Linked DNA regions of Homo sapiens: region 1 is linked to region 2. A link is a loop called in an ENCODE intact Hi-C map of the cell type or tissue named here. Cell type or tissue: gastrocnemius medialis. All regions are shown on one strand.

What was found. Hi-C counts contacts between places; a loop is a spot of excess contacts. Peaks named below come from ENCODE experiments on the same cell type or tissue, not always from the same donor. Only the 100,000 strongest peaks of a DNase experiment are listed, where the experiment ranks them.
Region 1: it touches region 2 in a loop (2.6-fold over the local background); 11 of 110 quality-filtered maps call a loop at or near these places.

What each region holds. Positions count from the first base shown.
Region 1 is chr2:85,740,705-85,745,704 of GRCh38, forward strand. No RefSeq gene overlaps it. Among named protein-coding and RNA genes, the nearest start is that of ATOH8, 11 kb to the right of the region's middle. In gastrocnemius medialis, no CTCF peak of the experiment used is centred here; DNase peaks (open chromatin) are centred at 727, 1,307, 1,957, 4,757 and 2 weaker places; H3K4me3 peaks cover 683 bases; H3K27ac peaks cover 5,000 bases.
Region 2 is chr2:86,065,616-86,070,615 of GRCh38, forward strand. It overlaps POLR1A (RNA polymerase I subunit A), which reads right to left. Exons shown (of 34, transcript NM_015425.6): 13 at 4,403-4,657. Among named protein-coding and RNA genes, the nearest start is that of POLR1A, 38 kb to the right of the region's middle. RefSeq lists a silencer at 738-938 and an enhancer at 3,857-5,000. In gastrocnemius medialis, no CTCF peak of the experiment used is centred here; DNase peaks (open chromatin) are centred at 2,686 and 3,818; H3K27ac peaks cover 5,000 bases.

The DNA of each region.
Region 1 (5,000 bases), 320 kb before region 2:
TAGTTGGAAGGCACCCCATGTTCTCTCCAAGATTCTTTTACTGGCTTTCTCCAGGCCTGAATTTCCACCATTAGAGACTCATTTCTTTGGGTTTACAAAGTTTCGGAATCAAAGTCAAAATACCCTTGGGAAAGGTTTGTTGACTACTGTCCTTGAAGATCGTGGTAAAGGGAAAGTGGAAAGTCCTGTGGTTCCTAGGGTCTGGATAGATAGTGCTACAGCCAGAGAAGAGGAGCCAGGAAGGTCAAAGGATTTGGCAACATCAGCTCGGGCAGGGATTCTTCAACCTGAATGTGCAGGAGAATCCCATGGCTGGCCATCTAAAGTTCAGCTCCTCAGTGGCCCAATCACATGGGTTCTGATCCAGCAGGTAGAAAGAATGGAAGAAAGGTACATTTTATTACATACTCCAGGTGATTAGGACACAGGCGGTCCTGCCATCGCCCTCTGGGGGACACTGGATCTTCCTTCTTGGACTGTGTACCTTCCTGCTCCAGAGCCCCTGACCATCAAGCTGAGCACCGACAGCCACTGCAGACTCCATCAGGCCCTCTCTCTGGGATCTCTTCGGTACTGCCAGCTCCCTTAAAGGTGCCAGGCTCTTCCCTGTATGGAGAAGCTGGCACCATAGAGAAGCGACCCAGCCACACAGGTCCTGGTGCCAGCTCTGAGCTGCCTGCTCTCGTCCTGTCTCACGGCTTCCCAAGCTGACGGACCTGCCTGGCTTCTCATGTGACTGCCCACTCACTCCTGGCCTGATGCTTGACAACACGTCTGGGACTCTCCTGGGCCAAGGACCCTACATCTCAGCCCAGGTCCCGCATGCTCTCTCAGTCCTGGGATCCCTGTCTCCTTTCCCATGCCACCTCCCAGCATCCTTGTTCCTGGGCAGGAGGTGCTTTGCAGCCCTGCTCCTCAGCTCTGTGACCCAGCCAGATTGGTGGCCAACTGCCCTCACTCTGGGGTCAGCTAACCACCTCTCTGTCCTCCTCCTCACCCTGCCACCTCACCTAGTCCCTTCCACCTCCATGGACTTCCCCTGGGGCCTCCCTCCCCACATCACAACCCTCCTTTGCTGAGATGAGCCCCACATCCCATGAGCTCATCCTTTCTTAGCAATGCTCCTCGGACCACCTCTTCCCCATGGACTGAGCCCCAGCTGGGGGCTGACCTTCGGCATCAAACGCCTGGCCCTTGACTCACAGCTCCCCTGTTCTGACACCCGGCCTTTGCCTGACCCCATGGGCAGGCCTGGGCGCCAGCCTTGCCCCCCCTGGCTGGCCCGTCCCCCTGCCGCCTGAGCCTGGGTTATGACATCTTTCCACTGAGCAGCTCTTATTTTGAGAAGGCAAACACGGCGGCGCCCACAGGCATGTGCACACGCCAGCACACGCACACACATACCCTGTCCATCCCCGGACTCCTCGCGCACTGGGGTTAAAATGTGGCTGGCCATGTTTATTTTTCTTCCTCTAATTTCCCCTTTGGAACAAACAACAGTCCTGTAACCCCGATCACCCTCCCCTTTCAGATCTGTGGTCTCCCACCACCCTTCTCCCGGGTCCTCCCCTCGCAGCTGTGAATGAGAACAGAGTAAGTCTTTTAGCGGGAGGCAGCAGCCTGAATGAATTGATCACAGCCTCAAAGCCAGCAGGATGGGGGGATGGTGAGCATGTGTGTTTGCTTCTTAAACGCTATTTGTACACCCTGAAGCTTCTATTTTTCCATGTGACTTGGAGCAAATGCCTTCCCCCAGCCCTCCATCCTTTTAAAATTTATTTCATTTCATTTTTGGTCCAATGCATTTTGTTTTCTGTTTTCTACAAGGGAGCCCGAATCAGGGCCTCAGAAAAACAAGGCCGAGCTGCCAACTGGAAATGTTTGCTCTGGGGGCGAGTTCGGAGGCTGGCGTCAGGCGGGGCAAGATCCGTGCCAGTGGAATGTGATTTGGGGAGGAAGCTGCAGGTCACTCAATCGCTGGCAGCCAGCCCGGGAGCAACTGGATGCTTTCTGGGCTGTGTGTGTGTGTGTGTGTGTGTGTGTGTGTGTGTGTGTGTGTGTATGTAGAGTTTTTTCCCTCATGCAAACAGAGCTCTGGAGACATGGAGACAGAAGCATTAGGAACAAATGAGACAGGGGGTTGGAAAATCAGGGGATCTGGGGGAATAAGGTGGGCTGGGGCGGGGAGAGGGTGCCAGGAGCTTGAGCAGCCATGTTATTCAGCATGTGCTGTGTGTTCAGCTCTGAGCTGGGAGCCTGCAGGAGCAAGGAGGGCTGCAAACCACATCAGCCCCCAGTGATCTGTGGGTTCTTTGGAGAAACAAGGCTTTCAGTATAGAACACTGGCAGGTGAGCCTGGAAGTTCCCAAGAGCGGAGTGTGTTCCTCTGGGCTGAGTGTGTCCAGGGAAGGCTTCCTGAAGGAGGTGTGGTAGGATCAGAGCCCTGAAGCATGTATGGTACTGCACTGAGAGGAGAGGAGAGACGTTCAAGGTGCAGTTATTAGCTGCCATCTGCCAAGCCCTGTGCTCAGCCCTTTACATTGATAATCTCCCTTTAATCCTCACAACAACCCTATGAGGGCCAGTAATCTTTCTATCCTAGCTTTGCAAACAAGGAAACTGAGGCCCGGTGAGATCAAGGAACTCAGCCAAACTCCCAGCTTGTAGGTGGTGAGCCAAGGGTCAATTCGGGACCATCCTTGTCCAAAGCCTGGGCTCTGTCCACCACCGCTGAGGGCCACTTTTCACTTAGCCGAGTTCCTTGTGGAAGGGCTTGTTTTCCCTGCCCCACTCAAAAGAGGATTGTTGAATTCAAGATGGGGAATGTTGGGGACCTAAGATGCCAGGGTAGACTTCCAGGGGGCAGTGTGACAAACGCTCCGAAGCCAGAGAGATAAACTACCTTGTTTCCTTGTTCCCAGGAGGTAGTGGCTGGGCCCCTTGGCAGTCCCCCCAGGGTTCATATCAGGTCAGCCCTCTCCTGCAGCCTACCCCCCTTACCAATGACCCACGCCACCCTCACACTCCCCCACACACCCCCATCACATGTCAAGTTCTTTGCCACCCCAAAGTGAAGGTCCGCCCACTTCCAGGAGTCCTCAGAAGTTATCTGTGTTGTTCTGAGTCACGCACGAAACTCAGTGAACCAGACAGAATGGATTTTCCCCAGGCAGCCACCACAACCCTGGAGTTGGAATCAGGAGACCTGAGCCAACTGAGTGGGGGGCAATTGGTTAAAGTCAACAGTCTACCTCCTGTGTGATATCAAGTGAGCCATGTCCATTCTTGAGCCTCAGTTTCCTCAGTTTTAAAATGAGGAGTGGCCTGAATGGTTTTTGAGCTGTCACAGATGGAAGGAGAGGCTCTAAGGCAGTGGAACTATCTGCAGGTGTTGGAAGGGTCAGTCAGGAAGACTTTCTCGAGGTGTTCAGCCCACTGCAGAAGGATTCTCTGGCAGAGGAAGCAGGATCTGTCACGGGCTCAAAAGGGGAAAGGAAAGAAGCCAGGCTGGAAGGGCAGGAGGAGATGATGGTGAGGGAGGTAGAGTCCTGGCCAGGGTGGCTAGAACACCTTGACTCAAGCTTGTCTGGTAGTAATCAGACGGCCAGTGATCCATCTGATTAGAACAACTTTGTTGACCACTTGGGAGTTCTATTGTCTTGAGCTCAGATAGTTGGTTAGCCTCCCCCATGAACTCTTTTTGGCCAAACTGAGCACTAACGTTAGGTAGACACTGGCTTGGGGCTTACCTGGGCCTGATACATCACCTACATTGGTTGAACTGACCAGTCGATTCCACGAGACAACTAATTTTACCGATTATTTCCAGGAAACAGGCAGTTTATAGCATTAACTAAAATCAGCAGTTGTTCTGGCTTTTTGGAGACAGTCTTTGGATCTGACATCTTCAGTCCTCAGAGACATTCAGGCTACCTGCCACTGACCAACAGTAGTCAGATTCCTGAGAAGGCTGGGAAAAACCCTACCAACAACGGGCGTCAGGACTCAGTCTCTCTCATCAAAAAAAAAAAAAAAAAAAAAAAAAGGCAGGATCGAACTAGACCAGGAGTGGCAAACACATGGTGTGAATCCTGCCACTCCTTTTCTTTCATCCATGGCAGACATTGCTAATCAATTATAGCACTCATTCCCAAAGGGACCCAGATGCAGCCTCAGGATCCTTTTCAACACAGAGCTTCAGGCAGCCTCTACCAATCAATTAGATTTGGCATGCGTGATAAAAAGCATTTGTCCTCTGGACTAGATGATCTCCAAGCCTCCCTCCAGCTGTGCTGATCTAGAATTGCAACTGATTAGGCATCTTGAGGACTCAGCCTGGGGACCACCAGGTCTACAGCTGTCCCTGGGGCATCCAGGTCTGTGGGGCTGCCCTCGAGCTGGTGCCTTATTAATTTTCCTCACTGCTAATAAATGTGCATTGCGTCAGCTCTGTTCTGCCCCCTCATGTTCTCTGGCTGCTGCCATCAGTGGGGACTTTTTCAGAGAGCTGCAAAAATAGTTTTTTGTTGTTGTTGTTTGAGGAGCCTACACAGAAGCAGCAGCCAAGGCTTTTTTGCTTCCTTTCTTTTCTGAGGGAATGGGGAAATGCGGAGGGAAGACCTCACAATGAAGGAATGTGCTCCTTGGGGAACTGAAAGTTGTTTTCCTTAAAGAAGAAGAAGATGAAGAAGAAGTCAGCACACTCTAACTTCACATCTAGCCGCAAAGCACATCTGCAGGGATTGCTAACAGCTCCCAGGAGATCGCTGGCTCAAGCCAAGCCTGGTTAGGCTGTTGACAACTAGGTCCTGATGAGCAGAGCCCTAATGAGCAGCTTGCTCACTGTCTGCCCTCCCGGCTCATCCCTCGTTGATGTTCATTGGGCTCATCGAGGCCCTGGGAGACAGTTTTTCTTGCCTGCGATGGATGTTAGGCATGCAGGGGAGCTCACTTTCTCACGGGTGAATGTTTCACTTTTCCCCACTGCTGTGCTCTGGGGT
Region 2 (5,000 bases):
TGGGAGCCAACTGCTTCCCAAAGCACATGACCAGGGTTTAGCACTGGCTTCTACGTTTGCCATTTGCCCACTATCCTATATCAAGACTGCTTCAAACTCATCCCGTTCCCCCGGCCTTCTCTGTTTAATCCCATCTGGTTCTAGTTACTCCAGCATATTTTTGGCATTTATGCCTAAATTTGGTCTGGCTGCTGTCAGCTGTGTTCTTGTTTTTATACTTTGGTTTTATGCTTTAGTATTTTTCACACGTTTCTGGCCTGGCTCTTCTGTAAATCAGTCATGCACTCAACAAATATTTATCAGGAGCCTCCTGAATGCCTAGGCACTGGGTAGGCTTTTCCCTACTCCAGGGGACCAAACAGACATGGTCCTTTATGATGAAGAAGAACTAGACAGTAAACAAATGATTGGATAAATACAATATCACAAAGTGTTTTAAATGCCAAAGAGGAAAATAACAGGGTGGGTCATAATATAGACTTGAGGTGAGGGGGATGGTCAGAAATAGCCTCTCCGAAGGGCAGTTTCACAGTTGAGGCCTGAGGGGTGAGCTGGCCAGTGTTGGGAGGAAGGGGTTCCGGCACAGGTTCCTCAAGAGAGCTGTGAGTGGGCCTGATGTGCATGACTGCAGAAGGGAGAATAGCCATTATTAGTTATCTCTTCACAACACAGCACAGGGTTCATGGTGGGCCCTTAATAAAGGCTGTTATCTACCAGATGCCAAAAAGAAAGGCTTTTATGAAAAGCCTGAGATTTGGTGAGTGCATTAATTTCATTTGACACTTTCACAGCCATTCTGATCCCCAGTCTCCTGAACCTTATCTGTCGGGTCTGTGTTCACGGCAACATAACGCACGCTGAAGTAAAAATAGCTATGCTCACTGACGTTCTTTAAGATGTAGATTTTGTAAACTTTTCAATGTTTATAGGAATTTGAGAAAAACCTGTGCCTTGGATATAAAGATTATTAATCATTTGATTATTTGTTAAATACTAGCCAACAGTATGGTCATGTTTTATAACTAAGGCTAAGGGAACTCACAAATGCAGTCTGGGAGAAGCACCAGAAATTTAACCATATGTACTAACTCAAAGGCTAAAAAAGGATCCTTGTCAAATGGTCTAAACACTACAGTGATGGGCTCTATGTAAACTCAAAGATAACGATTACAGATGGGCTGGAAAGGTGGCACAGACCTAAGGCAAGATCAGATGGAGCACACAGCCCCTCTTATGAAGGCTTTCACTTAATAATGTACATAAAAAAATTATACTCTACCTCTTGTTGCCTAGATGGTCTTATTTTGCTTGGGGGAAAAACCCAAACCAGTATTATGCATTTGACTCATCTCACAGTCTTTGGGGGGCAGATACTGATTTTTCCTTTTGTTTTTTTCCTTAAAGAACATAATTACAGGTTCTGTGATCTATTCAGTGCCTTTTCCTCTCTCTGTCCAGATTTTTCCATGACTAGACAATTACTTTGATGGCTAAATCATTTTCAATGCAATCATCACAAATTCTATGGCAGAATGCTGATTAAAGCAATTACTAAAGGTCTACTTATAATTCTAAATTTCCTAACTCCTGCTTAGGATCAGAAAGAACACCTCTGAATCAAAACCCCAGACAATTGTCAGCTTTACTATTCTCCTTAATAGCAAAATGACATTACAATTAATGTCTCTGGTTAGGATGCTTTGTGAATAGGGTATCCCTGTAACTTGAATTTTCTAGCTGACTAAGTAGAAGTCAGGAAACATATCTGAAGCCTTGCTTAAAAACTTTCCACAAAGTATGGGCCCTCAATAAATAAACAGAAGGAAAAAAAATTAGTCCAAAAAGTAACACATAAATGAAAAGTTTAACTGTTTTCATGGAAAAGAAATGAGTTCCATTCAACTCCTATTTTAAGTAAAAAGACGCCACAAAACTCTACTAAGTACATAAAACCAACGACAAAATGTACTTTAATTCAGTATTATGGTTACTTAAGGAAGATAACCTGGTAATAGAGAAGAAATTGAATTATAAATAAAGAAATATGGAAACTAAGGGAAATAAAGATATGCTAAGAAAAATTACCTCAAAATACTGGTTTTCCTAGTTTAACCAAATCAGCTCTTGTCCTTTTAGGACTCTGCCAATAAAGACATGTTGCATTTTTATAACCATTAGCAAATATAAGGATTCCACTTCTTGGCATTTACACCAAGGACTAAATAAAATTTATCAAGAATCAAAAGCTCTTTACCTCCGACAAAAGAAAGTGAATGAAAGTACAGTGAATCTTCAAGCCATCTCCCATAAGCTTTTTTCAATAAATTAATTTATTGACATTAAGTTTATTTACCTGTGTTCTCCTGCCTCCCTTAAGTGTACGCCCAACCTAAAACTCATAGGCATATTAGCATGTGATGAGGTCCACTTGGATTTATATGTCAGCCCACTGCAGGACACAATGTAAGCATGAAGTCTCCTATGGCTTTGCACCGTATTCAATCAAAATCAAGCACAGCACATTCAAGGTCACTGGTCTGAGGACTTCAGAGCACCTCAACTCCCCACATAGCTAATGCCTCAGGTCACTCTGCCAGCAAAAAACCATCTGCTGCTCCCCGGTAGTGTCCCCTCTGGTGAAATATGACTCGGCTGCTATAGAGTCAGAGACCCACACAGTTCTGGCAGCCACTTCCTGTCACCTGCCTTCCCTTAGTCCCAGCCTTGGCTGTCGAGTGGGGCTAAGAACACGCACAGCCAAGCACATGGGCGGGGGGGGGGGGCGGGTGTCGTCCAAAGCTGCTGGGTTCAAGTCTTGGCCTCATTGCTGGCTGACATATTACTCACTTGGTGTTTCCTTGTCTGAAAATCACACCAACCTCATAAGGAAGGGAATGTCTGCAAACTGCTTACAGCAGTGCCTAAGGCCTGTGACCCACTTAATAAATGGCAGCTTTTACTGCCACCACCACAGAGCCACATTATTATTTAAATGAAAACATAAAAAGCCACTTTTCAAATTAGCAAATGTATTTTTTTTAATTTCCAAGTAATCTGGGTAGGCCCTTCACCACTTCTTCCTACATTTAGTCCCTTTGCTAATCCACAGCCAACAAAGGTGGGCAGAGAAGGGAAAGGCCAACTCAAACAACCGGGACCCTTGTGAAGCCACAGTGGTGCATCTGGTGGGAAAAGGGTCCGGGATGCCGGGCTCCTGGCCACCTGCCTGATTCCTTCGTGGCAGACGGCTGATGGGAATAGAGAAGCTCCAAGGAGCAGAGGATGCTGATTGACACTAGGCATCTCTGAGCAGCCCCTGGCACTCCCTGTGCACAGAGGTCTCCATCTCTGTGGTAGCACAAACCCTAGGAAGATCCAGGAACTCCTTGTCCTTCCTGCTGCTTCTCAGCTGAGTGTCCTTGGACAAGTTACACGAATCCTTCAAGTGTAAAATGTGGACATGAATAGCACCTACCTCCAAGGACTGTGGGGAGGGTGAAATGAGGAGCCTCTAAAGTGCTCTCTGCACAGTGTATGGCACTGAAAAAGTACTTGGGAAATGGGAGCCTTGGTTTGACGTTACGATTATTCTTCATACTCCACCACAATCCAAATGAATGATGTATAACTATGAATCATTGTGGCGCAAATGGCTTATAATTTAGGAGGACTCAGACCTTTGGGTGGGTGGTGAGGGTGAAGGAGGCACTGGAACACACTCTGTCTTCTTTCCTGCAGCCTGCCTCTTTCCCCGCTCTGTCCCTCCCATGAGCACATGCTAACTCAGGCCCCTGCCACTCCTGGCCAAGAGTCAGCTGCTAAGGAGACGGGGGAGGAAGTTCTATCCTTCCCTCGTGTCCCTCTGGACAGCTGTGACCACAAGGGGTTGCCCTTGAGGAGTGAACTTGGAGAAAGAAGGAAAGGATTCAAAGGGGACAGAAGATGCCTTCACGGGCTGCTGCGGGATCTCTTCTGGGCCCTTGGGGTTAGGCTGCTTCTTAAAACTCATGTTTGTCAGAACAAAGGATCAAAGTCATCAGTGGACCATGAGAACCATTACAGTGTTGGGATGCTAATGCTAGCCGGGGGCTACTAAGTTGCAGAATCCAAATTTAAGTGCTGAACACAAGACCTATCACACAGTTATTAAGGTTGGCTTTCTGGGATGGCTATCACAATTTCTGTCCTGATTTACATTTTACAACGCAGCAAAACAGAAACATTTCCCAGCCTCTAAGCCACTAGATGGGCTAAAAGCCCCACCTGGGAGAAACCAGGACCCTCCATTCCAGGCGCCCCTGTCCTGGAGCTGCCCAATGACCCCAGGGGCTGGCAGGGCCCAACTTAAAAGTGCTAAGTCATGCTGACGATGACCACGGAACAGCCTCAAGGCCAGACCTACCTTGGGAACAAGGTACTGCTGATCAGTGCAGGCCAGGACGTAGGCCTCGGCCCGGCCCAGCTCACTCTGGGGGAAATGGGCATTCATCTCGTCTCCATCAAAGTCGGCATTATAGGCCTTGCAGTTGGCATAGTGGAGCCGCAGCACTTTCTCTTCAGGCAGGATGCGGGCACGGTGGGCCTGGATGGAGGGTCTGTGCAGTGTGGGCTGTCGGTTCAGTAGCAGAATGTCCCCATTCTTCACATGCCGGCACACCTGGGAACAGAGTGGACAGGTGGGTGATCAGTGCAAACGTCAGTATCACCACGGCTCTTTCCAAGTGCTCACCTCAGCTTGACCAAGGTGTGGCTTTTGTCTCACGTTCTAGTTAACTAAATGCAAGGGGAATTTTTCATCTGGAGCAAAACCCTGGAAATCTCTGAGAAATACGTCCTAGGCCCTTCTGGTCCTGGCCCTTTACAACCCTGATCCTGGCTCTAGGCTCAGAAGTATAAGGAACAAATAAGACCACAGGTCTTTGTCTTCTTCAGAGATGCATAGCCGTCCCAGGTTTCTGGATTACTCTGAAAACTAATCCAAAGAAAGAAATGGATACAAC